Regions from separate parts of the Homo sapiens genome. Here all the other regions are linked to region 2. The links are chromatin loops, found by intact Hi-C in ENCODE. Cell type or tissue: heart left ventricle. All regions are shown on one strand. Region 1 overlaps ABCC9 (ATP binding cassette subfamily C member 9). Region 2 holds the start of KCNJ8 (potassium inwardly rectifying channel subfamily J member 8). Region 3 overlaps KCNJ8-AS1 (KCNJ8 antisense RNA 1). Region 4 overlaps ABCC9 (ATP binding cassette subfamily C member 9).

Evidence for each region. Peaks named below come from ENCODE experiments on the same cell type or tissue, not always from the same donor. Only the 100,000 strongest peaks of a DNase experiment are listed, where the experiment ranks them.
Region 1: a loop joins it to region 2, with 2.3 times the contacts of the local background. A loop is called at or near these places in 9 of 110 quality-filtered maps.
Region 3: it touches region 2 in a loop (2.2-fold over the local background); 15 of 110 quality-filtered maps call a loop at or near these places.
Region 4: it touches region 2 in a loop (3-fold over the local background); 27 of 110 quality-filtered maps call a loop at or near these places.

Annotation. Positions count from the first base shown.
Region 1 is chr12:21,837,596-21,845,595 of GRCh38, forward strand. ABCC9 (ATP binding cassette subfamily C member 9) reads right to left here. Exons shown (of 40, transcript NM_020297.4): 27 at 7,172-7,320; 28 at 6,888-6,957; 29 at 4,719-4,876; 30 at 483-575. Among named protein-coding and RNA genes, the nearest start is that of KCNJ8, 67 kb to the left of the region's middle. In heart left ventricle, no CTCF peak of the experiment used is centred here; no DNase peak of the experiment used is centred here.
Region 2 is chr12:21,769,812-21,777,811 of GRCh38, forward strand. It overlaps KCNJ8 (potassium inwardly rectifying channel subfamily J member 8), which reads right to left and starts at 4,895. Exons shown (of 3, transcript NM_004982.4): 1 at 4,735-4,895; 2 at 3,432-3,875. The coding sequence starts at 3,805. All of the region lies in intron 2 of KCNJ8-AS1 (KCNJ8 antisense RNA 1), which reads left to right. RefSeq lists enhancers at 3,253-4,251, 4,252-5,249 and silencers at 3,484-3,778, 5,092-5,309. In heart left ventricle, a CTCF peak has its summit at 3,588; DNase peaks (open chromatin) are centred at 3,630, 4,750 and 5,180; H3K4me3 peaks cover 6,513 bases; H3K27ac peaks cover 5,909 bases.
Region 3 is chr12:21,700,227-21,708,226 of GRCh38, forward strand. All of the region lies in intron 1 of KCNJ8-AS1 (KCNJ8 antisense RNA 1), which reads left to right. Among named protein-coding and RNA genes, the nearest start is that of KCNJ8-AS1, 42 kb to the left of the region's middle. In heart left ventricle, no CTCF peak of the experiment used is centred here; no DNase peak of the experiment used is centred here.
Region 4 is chr12:21,819,611-21,827,610 of GRCh38, forward strand. All of the region lies in intron 31 of ABCC9 (ATP binding cassette subfamily C member 9), which reads right to left. It overlaps KCNJ8-AS1 (KCNJ8 antisense RNA 1), which reads left to right. Exons shown (of 5, transcript XR_007063241.1): 3 at 7,600-7,814. Among named protein-coding and RNA genes, the nearest start is that of KCNJ8, 49 kb to the left of the region's middle. In heart left ventricle, no CTCF peak of the experiment used is centred here; a DNase peak (open chromatin) is centred at 4,231; H3K27ac peaks cover 1,219 bases.

The sequences.
Region 1 (8,000 bases), 68 kb after region 2:
AAAAAGGATTAAATTCTAAAACAACTTTGGTGTAATAATATTTCTTTTGTGAGAATTATTATTACTATTATTATTTATACATTTATTTTAACTTGTTTATTGGATGCTTCTTCAATAGTCAGTGTGGTTAATACTTCGCAGGGATAATATTAACTAGTCCAATGACCCTAAGAAGCAAAATTGATTTTCTCCATTTAATAGATGAGGAAACCAAGGTTAGAGAATTCAGATGCCTTATCCTAGTCACACAGCTAGTATTTTTCCTATCTGTTGCTTCATCCTTTATTATAGTTAGCATTTTGGATGAGTAAACTCTAACTCTGATCATTTACACCAAATTTTTCTTATTCTTGGTTTAGTACACCATCAGGCACACAATGGGGAGATCAAACAAAATGAAAGCAATGATCAGTTATTTGTAGAAAAATATTTGTTGATGATGTTATTGCCTAGTCAGCTAATATAAAAATGTGTTTACTCACCTAAAGGCCCGAATGGTGGTGAGTCCTTCTGCTGTTTCTGAGAAGTGACAGAGCAGAGGGAGCTGGGTACTATCGTCAAGTTCCTGGAGGTCCCTAGTAGAGAGAGGGGCAAAAATAAACTTCATGTGCATCCAGACTCAAAGACTACCATGTTTATTCTTTAAGAGAAAGTTATTTTGTCACTGTATTTGTTTTCCTCATTGAAATTTTTTCCCCTAGCACTCAATTAACAAAAACTTCAACAGCTTACAATCTAAAGAGGAAGAGAAAGATGGGTATATAATGAATACAGGTAGAGGCTGAACATAATGTGTTGTACAAAACTATCATCTCTGTGTAACAGCCAAAGTAAACTGCTACAGGATTCAGTGGAATGAGCACTTAATTCATACCTAGGACATTGGTGGGATTTTCCTTAAGCGGGTAGAATTTAGGCGAGACCTTAAGCTTGATGAGGGCTTCTACAAAATAGACAAGAAGAAAAATAACAAGAACAAGCACCGGTGTCTGAAGAATCTTGCAAGTTCAATCTGTCTGGTGCCCAGAGTCCTTTAGGGCTGTTGTAGTAGGAAGAGGCTATGTAAAGGATATGGCCTTGTAAGGGTGACAGTGGATTGTAGAAACATCCTTAATGGGCTGAAAAAAATCGCTGAAGACTAGAAATAAGGTAATCTGGCCAGGTGCGGTGGCTCATACCTGTAATCCCAGCACTTTGAGAGGCTGAGGCAGGTGGACACTTGAAGCCAGGAGTTTGAGACCAGCCTGGCCAACATGGCATAACCCTGTCTCTACCAAAAAATTAGCCAGCCGTGGTGGTGCACACCAGTAATCCCAGCTACTCAGGAGGCTGAGGCAGGAGAATCACCTGAACCCAGGAGGCAGAGGTTGAAGTGAGCTAAGATCACTCCACCGCACTCCAGCCTGGGTGACAAAGCCTGACGCTGTCTCAAAAATAAAACAGAAAGAAGGTAATCAGAGCTGTCGTTTAATCCTTTAATCAACATAACTTGGGAGACAATGTACAGGATGAAAGAGAATGGGTGAGTGAGGAAGATCAGTTAATATAGTCCATATAAGAGGTTTTTAAAAAAATGTTCAGAATTAATGTGATGCTGGTCAAGTTTAAAATAGGAAGTAGGGGAATGTGGGACAGTCAGAAGAAGCCCTATTTGCTGTGATGATCAATTAGTTTTCACAGGGTAAACAAGAGTCACATATAGCTTGGCTATTTCTAGTTTAACAGACTTGAAAAGTGACAGTGCTGTTTACCAGAGTGGTGGTCAGGGGCACAGAAAGAAGACATTTGGAGGGAAAGGATAATGAGTTTAGTTTTGGACACAGTGAGTTTGAATCCTTGCCTTCATGGAACTTCCATTCACAGTTTCTCTAAGGAACCACATGTACATAAAACACAGACATATACTGAATGAATGGAAATGCTGAATCTGACCATTTTGATAAAGATATATTCATGACAACTTTTCTTTAAACCACATGAGCTAGAATTTATAGAAGATAGGCTAACAGTTATATCACATGTTTCAATGCATTCCATTTTTTACTTTTCAGACCTTTTTTCCTGCCCTTCTCTAGGTTTTTGGGGTTGAGAAGATTAGAGAAGTAGTGTTGGCATTCACCTGTGAGGGTCAACTGAACGGATGAACATGGTTCCATAATCTTCAACAATTAACTTATGCCATTCCTGGCTGCCAGTGTAGTCTAGTTCCCAAAACAAATGCAAGTCTTTTCAAAATGGAGTTTCTAAAATGGATTCCCTCATTCAGAATTTTCACATGGGGATTCGGGGAGAGAAAGATAGAAGGAAGTGGGAGAAGGAATATGAAGGAATGTGAATAGTCTGTTATTTTTAAACATAAAACCAAATGGCTATTTGTAAATCTGACACAAGCAACAGGTGGTCACTACATTGAGGTTTGGAGTGAAGGAAAAATACTGTGGAAGGAGGAAGCTTTGTTTATAAAACTGTGTTTGATAAAACCAAAGAGGTGAGGGCACAGCTTGATCTTGTATTCTTGCAAGAAGGAAACAGTTACTTACAAAGCTAAGCAAGCATTTGATCCATGATTTTAAATATTCATTTTTTCAGAGCATTTCCTGTAGCTAGTTTCCCACTTAAGTTCTCTTTAGTGTATACAAAAATGGCATGTTAAGCTGCCTGAGCTTTTCAACATGGATGAGTTCTAAAGAACCTCAACATCTAGAAGGATCCTTGTTTGTGAGGTTTAATATCATATGGTTATATTTGCTAACTTTCAGATAATTTCAAATAAGAATAGCGTACAATCCATTGTCAATATTAATTCTTTAAAATAACCATCCTCTCCATACTTTAGTCTCTAATAGATTATTCTGATGATGAACAGAATTCACAATTCAAATTTGTGATGGACTAGGAATATTTTCCCAAACTTTGCACTCCATTTGTATTGATAAAGGGCAATAATAGGACCAAATGAGTATGTGATTAAAGTAAGACATGACTGATATCAGTGTTGAGAAGGCAAGGACAGATTTGGAAACCATCAGCAGTGATGAAATAACTCTGAACATCTTTGCCCCACCAGCAAGTAGACCAGCAATAGTATCAGAAGAAAAGAAATGTGAAGTTGATTACTAGCTTCTCCATTTTGATCAGAATTTGCTGCAAGCAAAGACGATGAGTCTAGGGATGAAAAACAGACTAAATGTGGATCCCTGACATTTAAAGGATCCTAATTCATAGCTAAGAGGGAGAAACAACTATTTCTTCAAATTATGAAATGTTATATGATACATTCAGAGGTTCCCATCTACAATTCTTTTCTTCTTATCTCCTCCTACTTTCTTTCACCTTCCTTGCACTCAAGTCATATTAACATTTTCAATTTTCTGAATAAACTCAATACCTACCTTCTTATTCTAGCACTTATCCATGTATTAGGATTACTTTGTATATGTTTTATCTTCCTTAGAGACTATACATTTCTTGAGAACAGGCCCCTGACATATCAATCTCTTCACCTGTCATGTGGCTTAACACAGCTATTTGTGACACAATGAGTGCTTAGTATTTGTTGAAATAACAAACTTTACTATACTATATATAGCGGGGTTTCAAAGTTAAACTGGAAATTTTAAAACAGCTGGTATTATATTTCATTTATTCAACATCTCAGTAAATGACAAATCCTAAACGAATATTTTTTTTCCCATTTGTAGAGTATAATAATATTAAATCACTTACTCTTTGGGATTATGTTTCTGGTTTCCTTTTTTTTTTTTTTTTTTTTTTTTTTTTTGAGACAGAGTCTCACTCTGTCACCCAGGCTAGAGTGCAGTGGCGTGATCTCAGCTCACTGCAAGCTCTGCCTCCCGGGTTCAAGCGATTCTACTGCCTCAGCCTCCTGAGTAGCTGGGATTACAGGCGGGTGCCACCACGCCTGGCTAATTTTTGTATTTTTAGTAAAGACGGGGTTTCACCATGTTGGTCAGGCTGGTCTCGAACTCCTGACCTCACGATCCGCCCGCCTCAGACCCCCAAAGTGCTGGGATTACAGGCATGGGCCACCACGCCCGGCCTATGTTTGATTTTTTGTTTTCTATCAATGTCATGTTCAGAAAAAGGACCATGGAGTGAAAAATTTGTCAGTCTTAGAACTCAAAACTCAATAGATCAATCCACATGTTAATATATGTCCAGGACTAGGTAAGGCCCAGACAACCAATTATAGGTATAATTATAATATTAATTGATACCTAAATGAATCATAATGTCAGGATAGATTTCATTATGTTTCATATAGGTTGCATTTCTAAATTCCACATCTTATCTTGAAAAACACTACAGCAAATGTAGATCACAGTAAATCAAATACAATTGTCCCCATGGGGAAGTGATTCCAGGACCTCCCATGGATACCAAAATCTGCAGATGCTCAAGTCCGTTATATAAAATGGGTGGCATTTGCATATAACCTACATACATCATCCCATATACTTTAAATCATCTGTATGTTACTTATTCTACCTAATTCAATGGCAACACATCACACATCGCTTCATCAGTGTGTATTCAATGTAGTACTCGGCACATGACAAATTCAAGTTTTGTGTTTTGGAACTTCGTGGAATGTTTTCTTTCCAAATATTTTTGATCTGTTGTTGGCAGAACCCATGAATAGAGAGGGCTGACTGTAGATAAGCTTTTGAAAATGAGTGGGATGCTGTTTTACTTACTTAGAGGCAACCCGAAAGTATTTCTGGATAAAATAAAAGGCAACACCAAGGGGCAGGAGAGCAACCAGGAACACAGGAGTAGCATAAGAAATCATCCCAATGGCAGACAGGCAGAGCAGTGTTGAGCGAGTTAGAGATTCCAAGGTTGGAGGGATGTGCTATTAGGGTAGTTTAAAAGGAAAATATGATTAGCCCAGTGAAATATTGGCTGCAATGTAACAAAAATACCTATTTTTATGTTGATAGTTACACAGTTAACTACCAAAGTAGTGTATAAGCATGTTCATCCTAAGCAATTCTTCACTCACTTCCCATAGTTTATTATGTCTGTCTATTTATCTATCAACATGTCGTTGATTAGTTGTCTATCTACCTATTTACCTTGGGTGTTTTATGTAAATGACACTGTACTATAAATATTATTCATTCATGTGTTTGTTTACTGAGCAAGACAGACTGTAAATCTTCCCATGGCAGTGCATACAAATCTATTTCTTTTTAATGGTTGCATAGTATTAGCTTATTTAGCTATTCCTCTACTGTAATACATTTAAATTAATTTTCTGTAATTGCTTCCTCGTATCCTTTGGGCTTTTTTGAGTGAATTAATTTTTCCTTATTGATTTTTAGATGCTCTGTATATATTATGTTTATTTAAAAAATATTTGCAAATTTTTGTTCCCAGTTATCTATTGTATTTAAATTTACCTTTGGTGCTTTTAGCTCAATCACAATTTAAAGTTTTTTATAGTCATTTCTGTTGACTTGTGGGCTCAAAAGTAACCTATTTTCCTTATTGTTTCTGAGTTCTTTGTCTTACTGAGAAAGACCTTTCCCACCCCAAGATTCTAAAACTATTTTCCTACATTACTTTATAGCTTTATGTTTTAATATGACCACCTCTATGCTATATGCATTTGCTTTGTATTTTTTGGGTAGCTAATTATCCCAATATCCTTTATTGAAAAATTAATCCTTTCCTTATTAAGATGCCACATTTATACGTTAAATTTCTACATAAGATGGAGTTTTTGAATTCTCCATGCTGCTCTTTTGACCTACTTGTCTTTTGCAATTAACAGAGTGCTTGAATTTTGTAGTATTTAAAAAATATCTAATAGGGAAATTCTTTCTCTGTACAGGATTGTTATGACTTCTGGGATTGTTGAACATATTTTCTTCACATTAAGTTTATTTCTGTTTTTATAGGTTTTATTGTTATGAATGGAGTTTGTTTTTCACTATTTTCTTAAATTGGTATAGAGGAAGTTGCTGCTTTTCATATGATATATCTTATGTAGATACTCTGCTGACTTTTCTAATTGGTTATTTTACTAATTATTTTGAATTCTCTAAGTGACAATCATGTCATCTTCTAAATAATGAGTGATTCATTTCTTCTTTTCTAATGTGTATTCCTTAGAAAGGTTTTAGGTGCAGTCTGACCTAACACCAATGCCATGAAAACATCAAAACTTCTCATCATACTCTGCAGTCAGCTGCATGCATCAACCCTCTTTCTAATTGAGGGCCATTTCGGTATTCCGAATGCTACTCTGGAAAGTCAGAAAAGACAAGGGCTGGATATGATGAATTCCTTTCTCAGTCATCCAGAGGGTTCCACTTATAGAGTGATATAATTTCAGAGTTTGATGTCTTTTATTTCAAACAAACTTTTAGATTCCTAAGGATCTTAGGCTAAACTTGGCATTCCTGGAATTTTTCCTAAAGTATCACACCATCTGAAGCTTCAAGAACCAATCTAATAAAAGTAAAGGACTTTAAGACAGCTTGGCATCCCATCCTTCACTTCTGAGAGAAATTCTGCATGAATACTAAACTTTTAAGAACTTTATACTGTGAATGCTGATATGACTTTAATCAAAACAATTTTTTTATAATCAAAAATTTTAAATGTTCAATCATTCTTTACTTCATGATGGTTCTCCAAGTATCTTCTTCTACATGTACAAATTAGTCTGAGTTAAGATTTTCCTTTAAGATTTCATTCTAGATATCATTTGCATGTATTGATACAAATACAAATGGGCCTTTATTTAAATTTCAGAAATCCTCTATTGTTAATAGGAATTATACTTTATCTTAAAATGCTATTTAGCTTACATTGTGAAACTAATTTTTGAACTTGGAAGTAACCCAGTTACTCACCTGATCAATGATATTAGTATCAGCTGAAAAGCGATTGAGAATCAGTCCCAGGGGTGTGGTATCAAAAAACCTAGGCAATAAACAGATGGAAGTATATGATAATACTAAACTATTTGGAACCTGGGCATTGCTAATGGGCATCTTAGTGTCATGAAAATGAGAAGCTCCCTATTCATTTGCTCAAGGACTAAAGAAATTCTTCTAACTTTCACATTCCACTTAAATTGAAAAATGCATATTTTTATTATTTTATGTGTGGGAGTGAGAAATAACCACTGTTTTACCTTATTGGTCCAAGGATTATCTTATTGAGAAGGTTGTGGTGAAGATTTTTGGCAGCTGTGAGACCCATCCATTCTACAGTGAGGGATGTAACAAGGCAAAGGAAAATGCCTGCTCCACAGAGTATGCTAAAGCCAGCCACATAGTAGGTCTAAAAAGCAACCAACACAAAAAGCACATAGGAAATTATCAATGGAGTTCTTTCTTACTAGAAAACCAAATGTCAATGTCAGACAAGATTGTTTTCTTCATTATTTTGCATGCATTTAGACGGTTGAAGGAATGCAATTTTTTGAGGCCCAGGGTAGTATCCCCACCATAATTCCACAGGCCAAGCCTCCACCTGCTCCCTTCACTCTCCTTCAAGGCTTGCTTAAAAGCAGATGAAGAGAAAGAGTTTGTTTTCAGGTTTGGGGCATATTCTTGGCTTTCTATGTTGTAGAGCTCACTTTTCTCATTCCTAGTCTCAAAATGACCAGCTAATATACTGATGTAGGTAGTTAACATCAAATACCATAAGAACAAATACAAAAAGGTCCTCTGTGTGTATATATGTATAACATATATAAAAATATATGTATAAACTCTCTTGAATACAAGTCTAAACATTATATTTAAATATTTCTTATGATAAACTTTAAAAGTATTAATAATAGCTTCTATTTTAACATTTTTGATAGTTTATTCTATTTCAGGTCCTGTTGTAATTATTAACTTATTAAATTATCACAGAAGTCCTATGGCATTTGGGATATAAGCATCTAACTAGATAAGAAGGTATCACTGTTAATCTCAATATTTCCTTGATGATTTAAAAACAAAACCGAACCA
Region 2 (8,000 bases):
GATGTGACTGAATTGCTGCAATCTCATGATAAAACTTGGATGAATGAGGAGTTGCTTCTTCTGGACAAGCAACCAAAGTGGTTTCTTGAGATGGAATCTACTCTTGGTGAAGATGCTGTGAACACTGTTGAAATGACAACAAAGAATTCAGAAGATTACATAAATTTAGTTGATAAAGCAGTGGCAGGTTTTGAGAAGATTAGCTCCAGTTTTGAAAGAAGTTCTACTGTGGGTAAAATGCTATCAAACAGCATCACACATTACAGATAAATCTTTTGTGAAAAGAAAAGTCAATTGTTGCAGCAAACTCTTCATTGTCATATTTTAAGAAGTTGCCACAGCCACCCCAACCTTGAGCAACCACTACCCAGATCAATCAGCAGCCATCAATATCAAGGCTAGCCCCTCCACCAGCAAAAAGACCACATCTTGCAGAAGGCTCAGATGAACATTAGCATTTTTTAGCATTAAAATATTTTTTGAATTGAGATATGTATATTTTTCAGCCATAATGGTATTACACACTTACTAGATTACAATATAATATAAATGTTTTATATGCACTGGGAAACAAAAGGTTTGTGTAACTGTCTTTATTTTGATATTTGCTTTATTGCAATGGTCTGGAACCAAAACTGCAATATCTCTAAGGTATACCTGTAATTAATATTATACTAACTTGAATTTTCTCACTTTGGCCTAATCCTGTGAAAGAAGCAGAGGGAAGGAACCAAGAAGTTGTAGGATTTTCTTGGGAAGCTTTTTCAAATTGCACATCTACTCCCTATCTTAGTGAATAGACATTGATTTGGTAGGCTGAGGTTGGATCTGGGTAAGATGCTTTTGAAAAGTTCTCAGGGGATTCTGATTTACTCCCATATGGGAAGCACCACATTTGTTACTATCAATTTATAACACTTAATTTCACAACAAGTACTGCTGTGGCTTCTTCATAGAAACAATATTAGTTCTATCTTTGCCCCCAACCACAATTTCAAACTTCTCTAACTTTATAGAAGACAAGCCTACACATTAGCAATCTCTCAAAGTATTACCTATTTATTAATGCTACAGACAGCAGGTGAGAAAAATGTTTAAACATTTGAGTACTTGGTATGTACAGTGCACTTTGGTAGAAAATTATGAGGGATAAGCAAGAATACATGGATTATTCTTTTGATTAGCTTTTAAGTGAAGTGCGAAAGTTGCCTTTCTCTTTTGTTGCTAAAATGATTCATGGAAAACTACAGTAATTGCCTATTGCACTAACTACCCACAAAAAGATATCTGGTATAGCCCCAAAACATGGCAAGAATAAAAATGGACCCCAGAGAAGGGGTATGGATACAACACTGATTTCTGATAATGTATCCATACCTCAGAGAGCAGTCTAATGATAAATATCCCAAATAGTTTGTTTTAATGGTTTAAGAGACTATTCATGAGCCACATTTTGTATATTGTTTATGAATTCTAAATATTACATATGGTACAAGACCCAGCTTTTTACTGACACTTGCTATGCTAAACAATCTCAAGAGATAAAAGTGTTTAGCTGTTTCTTTGTTCTGTTACAGAAAGAGGTAGGCTGGATAATATCGAGAAAGAGGAAATATATTGGTCTATTTTTTGACTCATATTAAATGGAGTCAAAGAGACTCCTTGCAGGAGAAAATACATGGAGGAGAAAATGAGTCACCCTAAGAGAAGAATGGTCAAACATTATTTGGAAATACTGGTGAATATTCAATGAAAAATGTTGTTTCCAATTTTAGTGATATGGTTGGACATTGAATTCACAAAGGGAAAAATGCAAAGAATTAGAATTATTATTAGTCACCTTTTACATTCTCATTGGGAGAGAATGAAGATTTTTAAGGTTTGCTGTTACCATTTCTTTTTTCTCTTTTTATCAGTATCATATAATTTAGATTAAAACTTTATTTTGATATGAAAATGATTCACCAATTATCAGTGCCAGTAAGTTTCTTAAAGATATATATTATAGATAATGATATTTGATCTTAGAGTATCTATTGAACGTTTTAACGGATATTTTAAGTATTGTGTTTTCTTTATATCTGGTATACTGATGATCTATGTTTTCCAGCTGCATTTTCTTTGAGACAACAGTTTGTGAGAAGTTTGAAAAAAGAAAATAATATCTAATCAATATTAAAAGCAATAGATCAATTCAATACAGTTTTTGCTGCTCAGAATTTGAGCTGAAATCTGTGGTGTGTGATCTCTGCGCACTAATGCTGCCTTCCTCCTTGAAAGGCTGGCATTGTAGTTCCTTAGCAAATGGAAGGGTGGACAAGTTCACAGTCTGGGGTCCACTTTCTGCAGTGATATGCTAGCTTAATAAGGTTTCAGGGTCACTAGAGGTCCCATTCTTTACAGTTTCCTGGTATCATAATGCTTTTTCAAGTTTCTTTGCTTTGTGAATTATGTGAATTTAAAATGTTCTTTTAAAAATGTTTTGGAAAATTTTCCAGTATTATTACTACTCTTTTGCTTCACAGTGAACATCTTGGTAATTGATATAATTTATCTCTTTCCACCTCCCCCCGAAAAAAACAAAGAAATCACCTCAACTAAATGTTCTTAAACCATGTGAAAGCAAGAGAGGTGAATCACTGAAATCAATTTACCTGTCTTTGAGATACTTATGATATGAGAAAGAAGCCAAAGTTAGGTAATCTAAGAACTATCTTGTCCCTATTCTATTTAAACTTTGAAAGAAGAGTACAAAATTAAATTGCTTCTATATAACCCCTTCCATAAAATTTTGGACTAATTGTCATTAAAAATTAGCAATTTCTAGTTCTGAATCTTAGCATAACTTTTAATTTCTGAATCCAGTGCAAGCAATCAGCTATGTTATGATAATCTCGATAAAGAAGGGATGATATTTATTTCATTTTTTAGTAGATTTTTAATCTAGGACACTCTCCCCCTAGGGCCTTCCCATTTTTTTCTTATTATTTCTGAAAATGTCATGGGTTAGAAGAGTCAAGAAAAATGTCCACTAGCACAATATTTTTTGTTGATCAGAGATATTTACCTGTGGGCACTGAAACTATGGACAACAGCTTTTTCATACTGAACTCAATGTGTGCGCTTTTGGAGTAAAGCACTCTGTGTAATCCTTTGAATTACAATTTTTTTTTGATAACTGGTATAACATTTTCAAGGCTAGTCCAAAGGACTGAAGCTCAGGTTTTCAGAGACTCTTCTCCATAAAGCTGCATTTAAAAAATACTTACTGTGTTAGGTGTTGTTCTTTATTGTGCTTTTTTGTTTCTGAAGATTCTAAAACAAACCCTTTATTTCACTTTCAATTAAATAACAGAATGATAAGAGAAAGGGCATTTTGACATTTTTTCTCTACTGTTTTCAACCCCTGCCTCATCCCACTACATTCTTACCTGACATTAGTCACACACACAGTGGACTCCAAACCACTTTTCTCCATTCCACTTTTCTCCATGTAAGCATAGATGTCCCCATGGGCAAAGGCCACCAGCCACCACATGATAGCGAAGAGCAGCCAGCTGCAGAGGAAGGACATGGTAAAGATGACCAGCGTGTGGCGCCATTTCAGGTCCACCAAGGTGGTGAAGATGTCCTGTAGAAAGCGTCCTTGCTCACGGATGTTCTTATGCGCCAGGTTGCAGGCCCCGCTCTTGGCGATGAAGCGGGCTTTGGGGAGGCGGTCTCGGATGCGCGGCTTGCGCAGGTTCTCTGCGGCGATGCGCGCCAGCACATACTCCTCCGGGATGATACTCTTTCTGGCCAACATCGTCCTGTCACCATAGCCAGCTTAGCCACCTCCCTCTCACCTGCCTCTCCGTCCCTGGACACCCGTCCTCCTGCACGAGGGAAACATTTATTAAAAACTTAAAAACCCACCCTATCCTCACCTCTTGGGTCCTTGTATTCAAGGATATGTCTGTACATGTGCGAGGTGACATGCAAAACCAAAAATGTGATTTTTACTAACCCAAACATGAATCTAGCTTGTGCTTGAGTTCTGGGATCTCAGAAAAATTACTTGGTTTTAATAAAAAGAACTGTTTCAATTTTTCTTATTCTGAGTACATATGGACATAGCCTTAGTTAAACAAAACCAGGAGCCTTCCGGTAAACAGCAGGCTCAAAGATAATTCTCTGCGATTAACCGCGTCTGTAAATTAGTGCAAGGCTACAGCACGTGGCGTCAGTCATGAAGATTAAGACCAGTTGGGTGCACGATCTACTTATTAAAGTACTTAGATGATGTAGCAATATTAAAAGTAAAGAGAGAAAATTCTTCCTCCGTTATTTTTAGAAGTAAGCAAAGGCCATGACTCCTTGCGCAGTCTAAATAACGTGTAATCTGACAAAATTATAATAAGTGGTGTGCTATAGAATTTATAAGTTATAAGAATTATTTTAAATGCGAAAGAAGTATGAGTTGCATCTAAAAAGAGTTAAAAAGGTTCCTGTGGAAATCATAATATTATAAATTGAAAACTTTTTTTTTTTTTTTTTTTTACAACGAAGGAATCAAATATACAAGGTGCGGGGGGGAAAAAACCCAAGACAACAGCCTGCGGGTTGCAGTAGGGAGTGTGCCCCGAAAAGTCCATCCATCACTGCAAGCCTCTGCGGTGTTTTGCATTTTAAATCATTTACGGGAACACGGACAGCCTCCCCCCTCCGCTCCCCCGGAGCAGCTTTGAAACTTACAGACTCCGGGTAGCGGGCGCGGCGGCTGGACCTCCTTGCACACGCCGGCGGGCCGCGGGCAGGTCCCTCGCTCTCCCATGCTGGCGCGCGGGACCAGGGGCCGCCCAGGCCGGAGGGACAAATTGGGGGCTGCGTGTCCTAAGGAGAAGAGTTAAAATAATAAAAGGTGCAACTGAATCTAAACGCAGGGAGGGCTAGAGGAAGGGGGATGGGTGTAGATCTTCCCCTCCCCCTGCTCAGCTCAACTCCCTTGGCCACTTCAGTGGAAGGAGGAGGGACTGGGGGGGCGGGGGCGGGGGGGCGATGCTCCACAAATCAGCCTCCCAGTTAGGGCTTTGACGCACGCCAGACCTCGGAAGCCGACGTTGTCGCGGAGTAGGGGGCGGGCGGGGAGGGGGCGAGCGCAAGTCCCCGGGAGGTAGGGAGCAGGCCAGAGGGAGGGACGACCCGGGGGAGGGCGGGACCTGCAGAGCCAGCTCCTTTCCAGTAGCCGCGACCCCCTGCCGCCAGCGTGACACACAAGTCTTTAAAAGGCTCTCTGCTCAGGGGAGAGAACTTTCTGACTCCAAGTTCACTGACGTAAGGAGATTTAATTTTAATTTTATTTTGTAATCTAGGTAGATAACTGGGCTACTTCATGATAACTGGGCTACTTCGGACTGAATAAAAGCAGAGAGGTCAGAAAATATTCTTCCAAAGCGTTCAAGCTGTGGGCACACACAATTATTTACATTAAATTTCCACCTGCTAGGAGAGATACAGGTGGAAGATGTTCTGAAACCCACTATAGTAAAGTATTTCTTCACCAGCCAAAGCCAGTTCTCAGGGAATTAAACACACACACACCTCAAAACAGCGACTGCCCCCCACCACCCCCGGCCCCTTAAGGAAAAGAAAGAAAAAAAGAAACCACTGACTGGCTCCCAATGAAGAAATTTTACCCCAAACAGGGACGGCCGTTAACACTTCAGCGCTGATAAGGCCAGGTCATTCGGTCCTCAGTAATTGGTTGCTTTCTGAAATGTTGCAGCTTCTTCCTCTGTCTAGATGGGTCTGAATGATAAAACAGCATTTGCGCACAAAAAAGGTTATACAATAAACATCTATAGCTTTTTGAAAAGGAGCCAGCGAAGACAAATGTGCTTTTTCCCACAGGTCAAGCCTCCTGATTTTGGCACTTGCGTTAATGGAAACTTTAATTCTTGGAAGTTCCACGTATTTTCCAAGACTCGAGCCGAAAGTGTATGGAGCATAAACAATGTATTCATTTAATTAGCCAAAGACCTAAAATTAGTCTTTAATGAAGGCAAATTAAGAACTTTTTTTTTCTCCTTGTGGTTAGATCTCCTTAACCCCTGTAAGCCCAGGATCCTAGTTTGTTAGTGGTAGTCCTCCTTTCTACTGTCATTAATTTTTGCAGTAATTTATGTAGTATAATAGTTTTACAAGTCTATGAAGAATCAGTTTGTATAGTCAATTCCCGCCATTGTTCTATTTTACCTTTGACTTTGTACACATTATTATTCATTATTTTAGCCTGGGGAACATTTACTGAACACCTTTGTAAGCTTTTTTTAGGTTTATGTGTCTAGAGATATATAAATATATGTCATAGTTGTTGCTTTTAAGAGGCAGACAGTTGTAGTAAGAGAGATATTCTCTAATACAAGCAGGGATGTGATTAGAATAGGAAAGGAAATTTTAAAATGTCATGGGAATTCAAATGAGAGATATTTAAGAGTAGGAGACTAAGGAAAAATCCATGGATTATTTGGCATCTGATCTAGGCTTTGTAAGCCTAGATATATTTAGGGTATACAGAAAAGCAGAGAAAAGACAGCCCACGTCAGCATTGATGAAGCCAAGTTGGCTACACAGCAGGATTGGACACTTGAGTTCAGTGCTCCCTGGGCAGGCGCTGTTACCACCTACTCTCAATACTTAATGAGATTTTCATGTACTCGTCACACCCATTCCCACCACTCCTGTACCCCCTCCCTTAAACTGGGGACTGCTAGAGGGCAAGGCTGTGACTTGTTCATCTTTGTAGCAAGGCCCTAGCACCATTTAAATTATAAATGGGCTCAAAAAATATTTTTGAATCAATGAATGAAAAATACAAAGTTGAAAAAGCATATTGGGGCCTTAAAAAATGCATAGACAGCCTTAAATGCTCAACAAAAGAAGCTGAGGAGTCCTCAGTATGTAGTGGTAAGCCATGGAAAGATTTTGATCAGAAAACTACACAATAAGAGCCTGTTTTAAGAGGATTGATCCAGAAGCAGAGAATATAATGGCTTTAAGGGTTGCATTTCTTGAGTATAGTCCCTCTGGGCTCCAAAATTCTGTAACTGGCAGAAGAGGGTGCTGGAAACTGTTACATTAATTAGAGAAGGAATGAGGTCTTGGGCTAATAGGTAACATCAGTGGGCACTATACAAATACATACAAAAGGAATGTTATACAGAGTCAATATTGGAAAAGGGAAAAGTCAGAGGTGACTGTGATGTTTATCATAGTAACAGAAAAATAATAAGAAAATTGGAATGAGAAGAGCTGAAGTACTGTGGAGAATTTATGAGAAGATTTGCAACAAAAAAATCCATATCTGAATTCTCTGAAAATTCTGTTCTTTTGGTATAATACATATTTCAGACTCTTTTTTTTCATTGAGATGTATTCTTCCAAATACGCAATTTTAAATCGTTTCAACTTGCTTTCATAACAGAATGTCATATTTTTATTAGTCAGTAATTTAACTTGATTGATTCAAAATCAGGGCACATAATAAAGATCAAATTTGAAGAAATTAATAAGTAAATGTTTGACAATAGTAGGCCTAAGAACAAATAGTAATCATTTTAAATGGTAAAGAATGTGTGCTATAAGAATATTACAGATATATATTTTTCTTTGTATTCCCTTTCTACATTGTTTCCTTAAGCAGTGTATGTCTTTGTCCTTCAACTAGTTTTTCTGCACTAAGTGGAAGCTGCATGAGAGCACATTGTTTAATATCACCACACACCCAGGGTCTCAAATTGTTCCGAGATCCCAAGAGTAGGTACTCAATAAATACTTGTCAAATGAAAAGAAGTAGGAATAGTGTTCAAAACATGGTATTTCTCTCTCTTGCATTTTCTCTCTCATCTCTCTCTACCCTTCATGGTTTTGCAACTATTTCTCAGAACCCACATAGGAAATGTGAACTTTTGGAATTCACTTTGAAGTCTGTTTCTATAGCTGTCTACAAAAATTTTCTTATT
Region 3 (8,000 bases), 70 kb before region 2:
TAGTAGCTAAAGGGGGTTGGTTCCAGTACCCTCCACCCCTTGTGGATAACAAAATCTGTGGATGCTCAAGTCCCTTATACAAAATGGCATAGTATTTGCATACAACTGTGCACATCCTCTTGTATATTTTAAATCATCTCTAGATTACTTATAATACTTAATATCATGTAAATGATGTATACATAGTTGTTATACTATGTTGTTTTAAAAATTTGTATTATTTTATTATTGTATTGTTATTTTTTATATTTTTGTCCACAATATTTTCAATCTGAGGTTGGTTGAATCTGAGACATTGGAACCCATGGCTATGGAGGATTGACTGTACCTTCAGACTGAAGCATTAAGTGTACTATTTAGTAATAGTAATTGTATCTATTGGCTGAACTTTGTTTCTGCAAAGTTAGAAATCCTCCCTACCCCATATTTTGATTTATGTAGCCTAAGGCCTCTTTGTTTTAGATAGGTGTGTAGATGCTTCCCTCCCCCAAGAATTTATTCACAGGAGATGGGAAGCTGAGACTCTGTTATCACTGACGGATGCAAAGACTGTTCATCATTTTATGAGGGAAGCCAGAGAAATGAGATGGACTGGGCTTAGTGGAAAAGAACCTTAACATTTGTCCTTCGCAAGGAGTTACGTGCAATTGACATTTGTGATTGTCTTGTCGGGAGCATGTAGCCAGAGACTCCTGTGGGAAGAGATGCGCAAGAGAGAAAATATTGATAGATATGAATGTAGACACACATATACATATACCATAGGCATATCTGTATGTACATACAAAATAGTTTATCAGATCTTACTGATATATTTCCAATTAAAATTAGGGAAAGAGATGTGTGTGTCAGGGATTGTTTTTACTTTAACTACAACTACTTTCTTCTGTATCAAGAATCTTGGTTCCCATGAATGCAGGAGATAATAAAATTAGAATTTCCCGTAATTATTACTTTATCCCATGTTATAAACAGAATAGTCTTAAAATAACCATACCAAAATCTCCACCATGAAAAATTACTGAGAATTGTTCAAATATATTTTGCATATTCTACACATTATGTCAATTTTTTATAACTTCACTACTTTGCTTAAATATAAAACCATTATATATTATACTCTCTTCCTTTAATCTTCACTTCATCTGGCTCTACAAGTAACTATATGTTTAATACTCCTCTTCAGTCCTCATACCGATAATTTTCTATTCATTTTGGTTGTCTAAAGTACCTACCATAGTAGATTCCTAAGGAGGAAAATAGAAACAACATTCCTTCAGTTTTTGCATGCTGATAAAAATTCATGTGTGCCCTTTATACTTGAAGGTAAATTTTGTTGGACATAAAATCCACGGCATACATACATATGTATGTATCTTCAAGTTTATTCTACTTTTTTCTGGGATAATACATTGCTGTCCAGAAGTCTGATGATAATATAATTTTCTTTCCCTTATGTCATTTTGTCTTTTTTGTACATTGATGTTTTGTGTGGACATAAACTGCACATGTTTAAAAGGTATGTGGTAGGCAGCATTCTACGATAGTCCCCCAAATTTCTACTCCTGAGAGTGTACACCCTGTATAATCCTCTCTGTTATGGACCGAATGTTTGTGGCCCTCCTGTTCCAATTCAAACATTGAAGCCCTAACCCCCAATGTGATAATATTTGGAGACAGAGCCTCTGGGAGATAATTAGGATTAGATTAGGTTATGAGGGTAGGGCCTTTATGCAATGCCACGATCTCGGCTCACCACAACCTCCGCCTCCTGGGTTAAGCGATTCTCCTGCCTCAGCCTCCCGAGTAGCTGGGATTACAGGCATGCAGCACCACACCTGGCTGATTTTTTTGTATTTTTAGTAGAGACGGGGTTTCTCCATGTTGGTCAGGCTAGTCTCGAACTCCCGACCTCAGGTGATCTGCATGCCCCAGCCTCCCAAAGTACTGGGATTACAGGCGTGAGCCACTGCACGCCTGTAAGGTGGGTTTTTGATGAAGTCAATTTCCATGTTGTGAGATGGCTACGTGACAAGAACCTGGGGGCAAGCTCTAGGAACTGGAGAATCCCTAGCCAGCAGCCAGCAAGATAATGGGGATCTTAGTCCTACAACCACAAGTCATTGAATTCTGAGACCCCTAAGTCTCAGATGTGATCACAGCCCTGGCTGACACCTTGATTTCAGTCTAGTGAGATCCCAAGTACAGGATCCAGTTAGCTCATGCTTGTATTTCTGGCCCACAGAAATGGTAAGATGATAGGTTAGTTTTAAGTCACTAGGTTTGCAATAATTTGTTATGCAGTAATAAAAAACTAATACAGGGTGCAATTTGATAAGTTTTGATATATGCATATGTATAGAAAACCATAAACAAAATTCAGATAATAAACATACTTATTACTCCCTTAGATTTCTTCATGTTCTTTTATAGTCCCTCATTCCAGTCCCACCTCAACCTACCATATTTCCAGGAAAGTATTGATCTGATTTCCTTCACTGTAAATTAGTTTGTATTTTCTAGTCTTTTTTATAAATGGAATCATACAGTATGTATTTGTTTGGCTTTTCTCTTAAAGAATAGTATTTTGACACTTATCTGTGTTATTATGTATACCAGTAGTTCATTCCTTTTTATAGCCGATTAGTATTCAATTGTCTCTATTTACCAAACTTTATTAATTCATTCAACTGTTGATGCACATTTGTGTTGTTTCCAGTTCTCAGTGATAACAAATAAAGATGCTACAAACATTTGTGTATACATTTTTTAGACATGTACTTTCAATTCTCTTGGGTAAAGACCTAGAAATGCAATGTCTTCATCATATGATAGATGTGTATTTCAATTTTTTAAGTGCCTAAATTTTTTTTCAAAGTGGTTTTACAGCTTCATATTGTCAGCAAAAGTTAATGAGAGTTCCAGATGCTCCACTTCCTTGCCAACACTTGACATGATTAGTTTTTTTAAATTTTAGGTATTTTAATAGGTGTGTAATGTTATCCCAGCATGACTTTAATCTCTATGACCCTAATGGGTAGTAATATTGATCACTATTTTATGTGTTTATTTGACATATGTATATCTTCTTTTTGGTGACGTATCTCTTCACATATTTTGCCCATTAAAACAAAATTATTTCAACAGCTTTTAGGGGTCCAGCCATTTTTTTGGTTATGTGGATGAACTGTATAGTGGTGAAGTCTGGGCTTTTAGTGTATCCATCACCCTAACAGTGTACATTTTACATACTAGGTAATTTTTCATCCCTCACCCACCTCCTACCCTTCCACCTCTGAGTCTCCAATGTCCATTATACCACTCTGTATGCCTTTGAGTAGCCATCTTAGCTTATGAGTGAGAACATGCAGTAATTGGTTTTCTACTCTTGAGTTCCTTCACTTAGAATAATGGCCTCCAGTTCCATCCAAGTTGCTGCAAAAGACATTCTTTGTTTTTTACGGCTGAGTAGAATTCCATGGCATATATAAACCACATTTTTATTACCCACTCATTGGCTGGTGGACAGTTAGGTTGATTTTATATCTTTGCAATTGTGATTTGTGCTATGATAAACATATACACATAGGTGGGGTTTTTTTTTTTTTTTAATATAATGACTTTTTTTCCTGTGGGTAGATACCCAGTAGTGAGATTGCTGAATTGAATGGCAGATCTACCTTTAGTTCTTTACAACTCTCTATACTGTTTTCTATAGTGGCTGTACTAATTTACATTCCCACCAGTAGTGTACAAGTGTTCCCTTTTTCTCATATCTATGCAAACACCTATTGGTTTTCAAGTTTTTAAAATGGCCATTCTGGCTGGAGTATGGTGGTATCTTCTTATGGTTTTATTTTGCATTTCCCTGATAATTAGTGATGTTGAACATTTTTTTCATATGTTTGTTGGCCATTTGTATATCTTTTTTTGATAAATGTCTGCTCATGCCATTTGCTCATTTAAAAATAAGGTTATTTGGCTGGGTGTGGTGGCTCAGGCCTGTAATCCCAGCACTTTAGGAGGCCAAGGCAGGTGGATCACGAGGTCAGGATATCGAGACCATCCTGGCTAACATGGTGAAACCCCGTCTCTACTAAAAACACAAAAAATTAGCTGGGCATGGTGGGGGGCACCTGTAGTCCCAGCTACTCGGGAGGCTGAGGCAGGAGAATGGCGTGAACCTGGGAGGTGGAGCTTGCAGTGAGCCCAGATCGTGCCACTGCACTCCAACCAGGGCGACAGAGCGTGACTCTCTCTCAAAAAAAAGATTATTATTATTTTTTTCTTGCTGATTTGTTTGAGTTTCCTGTAGATTCTGGATATTAGTCCTCTATCAGAAGTATAGTTTGCAAGTATTTTCTCACATTCTGTAGGCTATCTGTTTACTCTTGATTGTTTTTGCTGTGTAGAAGCTTTTTAGTTTAATTAGGTATTTATTTATTTTTGTTTTTGTTGCATTTGCTTTTGGGGTCTTAGTCATAAATTCTTTGCCTAGGCCAATGTCCAGAAGAATTTTCCCTAGGTGTTCTTCTAGAATTGTTATGGTTTCAGGTCTTAGATTTAAGTCGTTAATCCATCTTGAGTTAATTTTTGTATATGGTGAGAGATAGGGATCCAATTTCATTTTTCTACAAGTATATTTTGCCCATATTTTAAATTGGGTTATTTATATTTTTATTACTGGGTTTTGATAATTTTTAAATATATACTAAATAAAGATTATGTGATTTTCTTTCTTTCTTTTTTTTGAGACAGAGTCTTGCTCTGTAGCCCAGGCTAGAGTATAGTGGCGCAATCTCGGCTCACTGCTACCTCCGCAGGTTAGCAGTGATAATAAAAAGTATCCTCTCTATGAAACGATATTTCAAAGAACAGAAGTTTTTAATTTTGATGAAGTCCAATTTATCAATTTGTTCTTTTGTGTATTGTACACTTGATATCATATCAAATAAATTATTAACTAATCCAAAGTTACAAATATTTTTCTCCTATTTTTTTCATAGAAGTTTTAGGTTTCGCATTTAGCTCTGTGATCCATTTTGAGTTAATTTTTTACATGGTGCAAAATATGTATTGAAGTTCATTTTTAAGTTAATACGTAATATCTGTACATAATTATGAGGTACATGTGATACTTTGTTACATGCATATAAAGTCTAATAATCAAGTCAGGGTATTTGGGATATCCATCACCTCAAGTATTTATCATTTCTACATGTAGGAAACATTCCAAGCTGTCTCTTCTAGGTTATTTTGAAATATACAATATATTGTTGTTAACTGTAGTCACTCTACTTTGTTATCAAACATTACGATTCATTCCTTTTATCTGTCTGTACCCATTAACCAACTTTTCTTCGTTGATCCCCTCAACCCCTGCACACACTCTTCCCAGCCTCTGGGATTATTCTACTATTTATCTCCATGAGATCTACTTTTATAGCTCCTACATATAAGTCAGAATATGTGATGTTTGTCTTTCTGTGTCTCTTCCTCTGAGAGCTGGTTGTTAAAAAGAGCCTGGAACTTCCCTCCCTGCATCTTGCTTCCTCTCTTGCCATGTGATCTCTGCACACACCAGCTGCCCTTTACCTTCCACCACGAGTGGAAGCAGCCTGAAGCCCTCACCACAAGCAGATGCTGGTGCCATGCGTCTTGTACAACCCACAGAATTGTGAGCCAAGTAAAACTCTTCTTTGTAAATTACCCAGGGTCTTTATAGCAACACTAAATGGACTAAGACACTACCCCTTTGAGGTAAAATTGTCCCCACTACTCCTAACTCTGAACTGATCTGTTCTTCATCTCTGTAGTTTTCTCTTTACCAGAATTTCAAATGGATGTAATCTTAGTATGCAATCTGAGACTGACTTCTTTCACCTAGCGTAATGCATTTGGGATTTATCTATGTTGTTTTGTGTATCAATAGTTTGTTCCTTTTATTGGGGAGGAGTATTCCATTATATGGATGTACCAGTTTGCTTATGCATTCACTCCTTGAGAGAGATTTTGGTTGATTCCAGTTTTGAGTAATTTTGAGTAATGCTGCTACAAACATTTTTGTGCATGTTTTTGTCTAAACATAAGTTTTTATTTCTCTAGTGAAAATACTTAGGAGTGAGATTTCTGGATCTCATCACATGTGCATGACTTTATGAGAAACCGCCAAACTGTACCATCTTGCTTTCCCAGCAACATGCATTAGAGTTCTGGCTACTCTATATCCTCACCAGCACTTGGTGTGGTCAACTTTTTTCAACAGTCATTCTAATAGATTTGAATAGTTTATTTTTTAAAATTACATTTTCTGATAGTTGTTTGTTAGTGCATAAGAATATAATTTAAAAACATAAAATAAGAGTATTTTTTACAAGTGTTAAAAATTAAAATATATATACTGAAAGCATATTTATTATGACACCTTGATGAATTAAACACATCCTTGTAGCTAGTAACCAGATCAAAAGACAGATCATCACAAGAACCCTAAAAATCCTCTTTTTTTTTTTTTTTTGAGACGGAGTCTTGCTCTATCACCCAGGCTGGAGTGCAGTGGCGCGATCTCGGCTCACTGCAAGCTCCGCCTTCCCGGTTCACGCCATTCTGCTGCCTCAGCCTCCCGAGTAGCTGGGACTACAGGAGCCTGCCACCACGCCCGGCTAATTTTTTTGTAGTTTTAGTAGAGACGGGGTTTCACTGTGTTGGCCAGGATGGTCTCCATCTCCTGACCTCGTGATCCACCCACCTTGACCTCCCAAAGTGGTGGGATTACAGGCGTGAGCCACCGTGCCCGGCCACGTAAAAACCTCTTCTATGCTCCCTTTCATTCATTACCTATCCTTCCAAATCTATTTTAACTTTGAATAACGTTGATTAACTTTGCTTTTTTCTATGTAATATAAATGAAATCATGCAGTTTATGGTCTCAAGCCCACTGGTATTTTCTCTTACCCCTCTTAGAATGTTGGTCAGAAGGAAATAACCCAGGAGAATGAAAGCATTAAGATAAATTGCCATTGATAGTATTTTATTTTACATATGTATTTATAGTTATTAAGTGCATACCCTACATATTGTGCACATCCATTAAGATAGTGATAAGTGTTGTGCTACTGAAATATCGAAAGAGGAAGCAGATTATGGGGCTTAATATTGCCAAGGCTTTCTTTTTAATCTTCATTTCTTTAATAGTGATTTTTATTGTGCAACATGACCATGGCATAATTATGTTTCATAATTTATTTGGTTTATTGTGTGCTTTTTACAGGTTTTTTTCCAGTAAAAAATGTATTTTTCCCCTTTTGGGAAGTGTAGGGTAGAGGAATCCATTCCCTCATCACCTGAAGCTCCCGTATTCCCATCATATGTGGCCTCCGTGCATCAGCAGCTGCCGCATTTCCCACAATGGAGGTGGAAAAGAGAGATTAGGCAGCTTTTTAATTTCCATGTGGAGTTTTCTCCAGAGAAGTGCTACCATACCTGTTCTTTCCATTACTTTTGTTTTGTGTCAGAATGGCAGAAGCCTATGTTTGCTGTTATGAAATAAATAAGTTCCAGTTCATCACATGCTCTTGAATTAATCTGAATTAGACCATATGAACTCAACTTAGTAAGTCTATGCAAATTTAGCAACACATAATACCTAAAACTTTACTGCTGTATTTTTTTCTTCAGGAATTGCTGATAATAGGCTGTAATTTTACCTGACTTCCTTTGTATTTAGTAACTCATACACACATACACATTCACATAAGACTTACAGGCATAGGTAAGTTACCATTTGTGTAAGTTTTATCCTTCATCTATTCCATATTTTATGATAGTCTTGGCCAGAACAAATAGTAATTATATTTTAAGAAACCAGTACTCATATTTAACAAAGGCGTCTGCTAATCATATCTTTATAGGATCGAGGTATTTATGCAGTATTCACTTCTACATGTTTTGACAAAAGTAATAAAATATTAATAAATCAGCATTACTTTTTTTTTTTTTTT
Region 4 (8,000 bases), 50 kb after region 2:
TTAATTCACAAGGATTTTTAAAGGAATAAAAATGTTAAATACCAGTTAGATTTCTCCATCTCCACATACCAGAATGTCTTTTTTTTTCCCTTTGGATAATTTTCAGATGTTTAAAGCAAACTTAAAAATGTGTATGCATCATAAAACATCAAAGGTTAAAGCAGGCACTAAAATTTAATTCCATATTGATGCTCATGATCTTTACAAAGATTAAAGGAAAAAAAATCACATAGAGTTAATCCTTTGAGGCAATAAATTCCACAGAGGTAGTAAATACTTTTTTGATTGCCTCTTCTGATGTATCCTTTTGTTAACAACTTGCCACACCCCTACTAGACTGTTCTTTCTCTTTTCCTCTTTATTTGAATTAACTACATGGATGCAGAGAATAACCAGTCTGGGCTGTTCTTCTGCAGTTTATACATGCCAAAGTGCTCCCAAATACTTCTAAAATATTTACAGCAATATGAATTTTTTCCTTTCAGCCAGTTTGTGTAAAGTTAATACTTTCAAATTTATGTTATACATTTGGATTTCCATATTATTTTTTCTAAAAGTCTCATAGAGTTTCTGTAATAAGTTGCAGAAAGTAAATTAGTACCAGAAAATCCTTCCAGCAAGGTATGTCTGGCTTGACATTAAAAAAAATATGTCATCTGGCTTCTGAGAAATTTCTGTGAGTGGTGTATATGTTAAGAGTTTGAGGCAAGGTACTTCTTTCATTAACTTCTATTCTCTACCTCCTGCCAGCTGACTTCATCCATCCATTCATACATTCTTTAAAAAATGTAAGTCAGGTCATATCACTCCCCTGTTTAGAATTAACAGTGCCTTCCTATTATACTTACAATACATTCAAACTCAGATGGGTGACAAAGCCTTATATATATAGCCTATATATATATATAAAACCTTATATATAGGCTCTCATCTATATATATAGCCTTATCCAGACTATATGTCTGGATTTTGTACCCTGTCTACTCTGACCTCATCTGAGATTACTTTCCTGCTCCTTCACTGTACTCCAACCACACTAGCCTTTTTCCTATTCTTGGGAATACATCAACTTTGTTTCTGCCAGTGACTGCCTGAAATGCTTGTCGGTAGGTCTCTGATACCTGGCTCCTTCCCATCATTTGAGGTTCAACTCAAACATCACCTCCTTGGAAAAGTCTTCCTTTCTTGGTTCCTAACTCCAGCCCTGTGGCTCTTCTCTTTCCCATTGTCCTGTTTTATTTTCCTCAAAGCACTCCGAAGTGTATGAAATTATCTTATTTGCTTATTTGTTTACATGGTTATTGTCTATCTACTCTCATTAGAATCTACGTTCCATGAGGACAGGGTCTTTGAATTTTTACCATTATTATCTCCAGCAATAGGAATAATGCTAAATACATTGATTGTAAAGCTTCAGTACTTGTTTGTGGAGTAAATGACTAGATAAATTCACCCCTTCATAAAACATTCACTGAGTTTTTCTATGAGCTGACTATTTTCCAACTTAGGACTTCTCCCGACTTTTCTTTTAGGATTTGTATGAATCATTTAAGTCTCTACCAATCTCATTTCCAGATTTTAAGAGCTGAACATGTAAAGATACTACAAGCATACATTTTTTGATAAAGTGGGAAGTCCAACACCGAGTTTTATAATCTTTTAACTCCCATGTCCATTTAGAACTGTAATATGACTGTCTCTTAAAAAGCTTTGCTATGTTTAAGTGTTATGAGTTATTTCCTTTTCTAAAGTGAAAAGTACTTTTACCTAAGCCATGAATTTCATCATTCAGTTCCAAATTATTATATATATGTATATATTTTACTATTTTAATTGTGGGAAAAAAACTCACAAAATGCTGTTGCTGTGTTTTTTATAAAGAACAGATTTGGACAAAATAGAACAAGGTCATAGCTGACTGAAATATCAAAAATCACTGGGTCTAAATAAATGGAAATTAAACAGTAGGAGTAATATGAATATAAATATAATAAAGGAAATGTAAAACATTATGCAGTCAATTTCTCGCTATTGAGTTTAGTTTACTATGGAAATCTTTGTATTCTATATTGGGCTCCTGAATTCACCCACTGTAAAGAATGACATGGTAGATTTGATTAGAAGATAATTTAAACTATTTTCCATTGAATTAAAATGATAATTCTGGTAACAGGTAGGTAGTCTTATTCTGGCAAAAGGGCCAGCAAAAGAAGTGAAAACAGATGATGGGAGAAAAAGGAGAAGACTCATCAATAAGTTGTAGTCAATATATATTTTCTGGGCCCCTTTCACGTGGTTAATGTTTTCAAAACTACTTGTATAATTTTCAATATGATCACTAGATATTATTAGTTATTAGGCCAGCAATCCAAATATGCTCAAATTCATATATTAAAATGTTTTAGAAATATTATTTTTGACCCGGTCTTCAGCAAAAGAAAGGCATAGCTTTTTGAGGTACATTTTATAGCAAAAATTTTCAGAAGAGGAACTGATTTTCAAAATCTACAATCAACTAAATTCAAATAGATATTATAGCTTGAAAGCCAATATATCTGTAGTTTAGTATGTATAACAAAGTTATTTTATTATAAAAATATTTTTAAACTTTCTTTTTAAAGAAAAAGTCATTCAGGCTGTCTTTTAATTTTACTAACTAGATACTTTCCAGCTCACTGCTGGATTACTACCACTGCTAAAAACTGTTTTTTTTTTTTCTAAAGTACTGGAAATATTTTAGAGACTACTGATCAGAATTTTATCTTGATTTGCATAAGGGATGAAGCTCCTTTGTGTACTACACTTTTCAAAAAATATTCAGCAAAATCACTAAATTTCAATCACTTCTCTTCAAATATTACAGTAGTATAGAAATGTGAAATTAATAGCTAACATAAAAGCTTTTGTGGCCAGGTGCAGTGGCTCATTCCTGTAATCCCAGCACTTTGGGAGGTCAAGGCGGTCAGATCACGAGGTCAGGAGATCGAGACCATCCTGGCTAACACAGTGAAACCCCATCTCTACACAAAAATTAGCTGGGTGTGATGGCAGGCACCTGTAGTCCCAGCTATTCGGGAGGCTGAGGCAGAAGAATCACTTGAACCCGGGAGGCAGAGGTTGCAGTAAGCTGAGATCATGCCACTGCACTCTAGCCTGGGCGACAGAGTGAGACTCCGTCTCAAAAAAAAAAAAAAAAAAAGCTTTTGTTAGGTCTCCGATGTTCACTTCTTTTACTGTTAAACTTAACAAGTTTAATGATTCACAAAGTGACCCTACGGTTACATCTTTCCATTCCTTTGCAAATACGTGAGAAGCAAATGGCTTAGAGGCAATAAACTAAGAAAGGAGAAGCAGATGGTCTGCATAACTTTCACAGAAGACAGCTAATACTTGGGGATCACTAATAGCATTTATTCTACTGCTATAGCCTTACACATCCTAAGCAATCTACTCAGTGAAAACCACCTTCCATCCAAATGATACAATGAAATGGGAGACTCAACTTAGGAAACAGAAGTTACAACACAGATGAATTATCTACATTCAAAAGAGGGCTTTTATCTGTAGAATAGTAAATTACAGCTTCCATCAATTCTGTGAATTCAATACTCCCCACCAGAAGATTCCCATGTCGAAAGAGAGGTCTCTTTTCAGATTTCTAGTGATTCAAAGACATCTATCTATATTTGGAATTATAATGAAAACTGTAATTCTCTATAAGGCAGCCTTGTAAATAGTTAATAGCAACCCAAAAGTATGTGATCCCTCTCCTTCATATAGCACTCAGGAGCACATTATTGTACCACTGGGTATCTGCAAGAATATATTAGGGCCTTCAAATTACGAGATCACTGCATCCCTGTCTGTCGTTGAATTGTGAACACACAAAAAAGCAGTGTTGTCTCACAAAATAGACTCTTGTGCAAGCTCACCCTAAAGACCATTTTCACTTTAGCCTGTTGACTCTAAAGTATTTATTTTTGGCTTCTTCATGTGAATTTTCTTTTATCCTTCCACCACACAGCAAGACAAAGCCTTGGAAAGACAGCCTTTAGATAAAGTTACACCATTTTTGCAACTGAAAACACCAATGCCAAAGAACTGGAATTGTTTAGTCCAAAGGGATGAAGAGAAAAGACTGTGCTGAACGAGAGGACGCAAGCAGCAATCAGAGGTTAGGCTGTAGTGACACATTGCACTCAACCGCGGCCGGCTTCACTTGGCACCCAGAGGAAAAACAGTCCGCTCTGCTGCCAAAGCAAGTCCGGTGGCCAGCCACAGTCTAGCCGCTTTCTACCAGCCAAATTATTTTATTCTTTTAGTCTCTTGTCCTTTTATGATTTGAGTGTGTTATGGCCTTTATTTTTTTCCCAATTCAAAATGAATATGATATGAATATGGTGGGCAAGGCTAGATCTTCCATAGGGAAAACTATCTGTGTAGACAAAGAGGAAAAATCATGATTGTCTTAACTCTTATTTAACATGACTTGGAAAAGAAAAGAAAGCGCTGTATTTTTTTAAAAACATAAACAATTATTTTGAGATACGTTCCATTGATATCTAGTTTTTTGAGCGTTTTTAGCATGAAGGGGTGTTGAATTTTATCGAAGGCCTTTTCTGCATCTATTAAGATAATCATGTGGTTTTTGTCATTGGTTCTGTTGATGTGATGGATTACGTTTATTGATTTGCGTATGTTGAACCAGCTTTGCATCCCAGGGATGATGCCGACTTGATCGTGGTGGATAAGCTTTTTGATGTGTTGCTGGATTCAGTTTGCCAGTATTTTATGGAGGATTTTTGCAATGATGTTCATCAGGGATATTGGTCTGAAATTTTCCTTTTCTGTTGTGTCTCTACTAGGTTTTGGCATCAGGATGATGCTGGCCTCATAAAATGAGTTAGGGAGGAGTCCCTCTTTTTCAATTGTTTGGAATAGTTTCAGAAGGAATGATACCAGCATCTCTTTGTACCTCCAGTAGAATTTGGCTGTGAATCCATCTGGTCCTGGGCTTTTTTTGGTTGGTAGGCTACTAATTATTGCCTCAATTTCAGAACTTGTTATTGGTCTATTCAGGGATTCGACTTCTTCCTAGTTTAGTCTTGGGAGGGTGTGTGTGTCCAGAAATTTATTCATTTCTTCTAGATTTTCTAGTTTATTTGCATAGAGGTGTTTATTGCATTTTCTGATGGTAGTTTGTATTGATGTGGGATTAGTGGTGATATCCCCTTTATCATTTTTTATTGCATGTATTTGATTCTTTTCTCTTTTCTTCTTTATTAGTCTGGCTAGCAGTCAGACTATTTTGTTGATCTTTTTTGTTGATCTTTTTTGTTGATCTATTTTGTTGATCTTTTCAAAAAACCAGCTTCTGGATTCACTGATTTTTTGAAGGGTTTTTCATGTCTCTATCTCAACATATGAAAAAAAGCTCATCATCACTGGTCATTACAGAAATGCAAATCAAAACCACAATGAGATACCATCTTATGCCAGTTAGAATGGCAATCATTAAAAAGTCAGGAAACAACAGATGCTAGAGACGATGTGGAGAAATAGGAACGCTTTTACACTGTTAGTGGGAGGGTAAATTAGTTCAACCATTGTGGAAGACAGTGTGGCCATTCCTCAAGGATCTAGAACCAGAAATACCATTTGACCCAGCAATCCCATTACTGGGTATATACTCAAAGGATTATAAATCATTCTACTATAACGATACATGCACATATATGTTTATTGCAGCACTGCTCACAATAGCAGAGACTTGGAACCAACCCAAATGCCCATCAATGATAGACTGGATAAAGAAAACATGGCACATATACACCATGGAATACTATGCAACCATAAAATAGGATGAGTTTATGTCCTTTGTAGGGACATGGATGAAGCTGGAAACCATCATCCTCAGCAAACTAACACAGGAACAGAAAACCAAACATCGCATGTTCTCACTCATAAGTGGGAGTTAGACAATGAGAACACATGGACACAGGGAGGGGAACATTATACATTGGGATCTGTCCGGGGGTGGGGGGCTAGGGGAGGGATAGCATTAGGAGAAATACCCAATGTGGATCACGGGTTGATGGGTGCAGCAAACCACCATGGCATGCGTATACCTATGTTACAAACATGCATGTTCTGCGTATGTATCCCAGAACTTAAAGTATAATTTAAAAAAAAAGATAAACAAAAATTGGATGAGGTTCGGAGAACGTCCCAAATTCAACAAAAGGCGTTTCTACTCTGGTTTCTCTCTCTTCTTTCTTGAGATTTTCTGTCAATAGCAGTGACATGGCTTTGGAAAGTTAAAACTAGGCATAAAGAGGAAGGGAGGGGAAAGATAGCCACAGAAAGCAATGATATCATGTTTTCTCCCATTTCCATTATGGCTCTGAGTCCATGAATTAGAGTTGGTGAAATCTGTGTGAAGAAATCCTGCTTGCCTCTTCTAATTTATGTCCAATGAAGTGACCTTCTTTATATCATTTTGGTTGCATTCCTGCTCTGGGAACTCTAAGAATATTTGCTAGAAGCAGATATTTATGTGAACTTACTGAGTAATACAACAAAGAGGGGGTTGTGTTGATACCATAGATAAGATCAATGCAGATGTACTGGGCCAATTAGAAATTTTCATTACTTTAAAAAAAAAAAGACTTACAAGGCAGAATACAGAATATATCCAGCTGTGGGGTGTAGAGAACAGTTCACACCCTAGTCTCCAAGGTACTATATCTCAACTTCATTTTTCTCACGCAAGATCCAGTTATTCCAAACTAAAATTCTGTCTCCAGTGATGTGGACATGCCCACAGAAACACAGTAGTAATGAGGTCATTTATATGTGCACAATTGAGAGAAAAGGTTATTTCCCAGGAGAAGTCATTTACCTTATTTAACACTCCTACTGTGGCATATGTTCTTGGATTATAGTATTTATATTTAAATACACCTGGTTCCAATGAAAACTCTCAGTTCACTCAGAAGAGCAGAGCGACAGTGAATCTGACTGGTCTCACAATGGATCTCTGAGATTGTCTAGAGGGGTGTGCATGTGTGCGTGTGTACACGTGTTTATCCATATAAAGTTACTGACATATAAATACAATGGATGGAGGCAAAGCATACACAAAGGACCTTGAACCTTGACTTCTGTCAGCAGATATGCCTGGAACCTTGCAATAAATCAACAAACGTTTCTTGCCAAAATATATCTTTGCCCATCGGAAATGAAAATAAAATACTCCTTAATATTTTGTATTAATTTTTAAGGGAGAGTTCTAGTAATAAGACTAGATTGCAAATCTTGGAAGGATTCTAATACACAGAAAGCAAGGAGAAGACATAGTAACAAATGCATTACAAAGTAACCAAATGAATGGCCTGTTCTGCCCTTCCTGTTTCAGGTGTCAGTATTTTGTTTTTTGCAGGTGGAATTCAAGATACAGAGTCTATTATATTTAGACAGGTTCAACTGCTTTTTCACGTGGGGGTTAAAGTATTGGGTTATGAGACAAACTAAACTAAACAATTTTGAGTTTGGCTGCTGTTCCTTTCTAATTTTTCCTGACCTTCCCTTTCTTGGCAGTCTTAAGGCTCTAATATCTTGTCTTCTGGCTATGAGAACAGAGCATATGGTTTGCTTGAAGATTCTTGTTCAACACTTATCCATTAATCTGACAGCAGGAAGTGCTAAAGAGCAGAAACAGGAGTCGGTCAGACTCTCACCTCAAGTCCAAGGCAAATATGCTTGCCCCTAAAAGACATACTTGATCTTCAAGTTCAGGAAAACCAGATACAAAGGTAACTGCTAACATTTCTCCCTTATGATTTCGGGACATTCTTTCAGTAAGCTATTTCATCAGTAATTATATTATTCATATATGATTTTTTCCCTTATAGAACAACACACACACACACACACACACACACACACACACACACACACACTCACATATCAAAACAAGGAATTAAAGCAAGGAATTATGG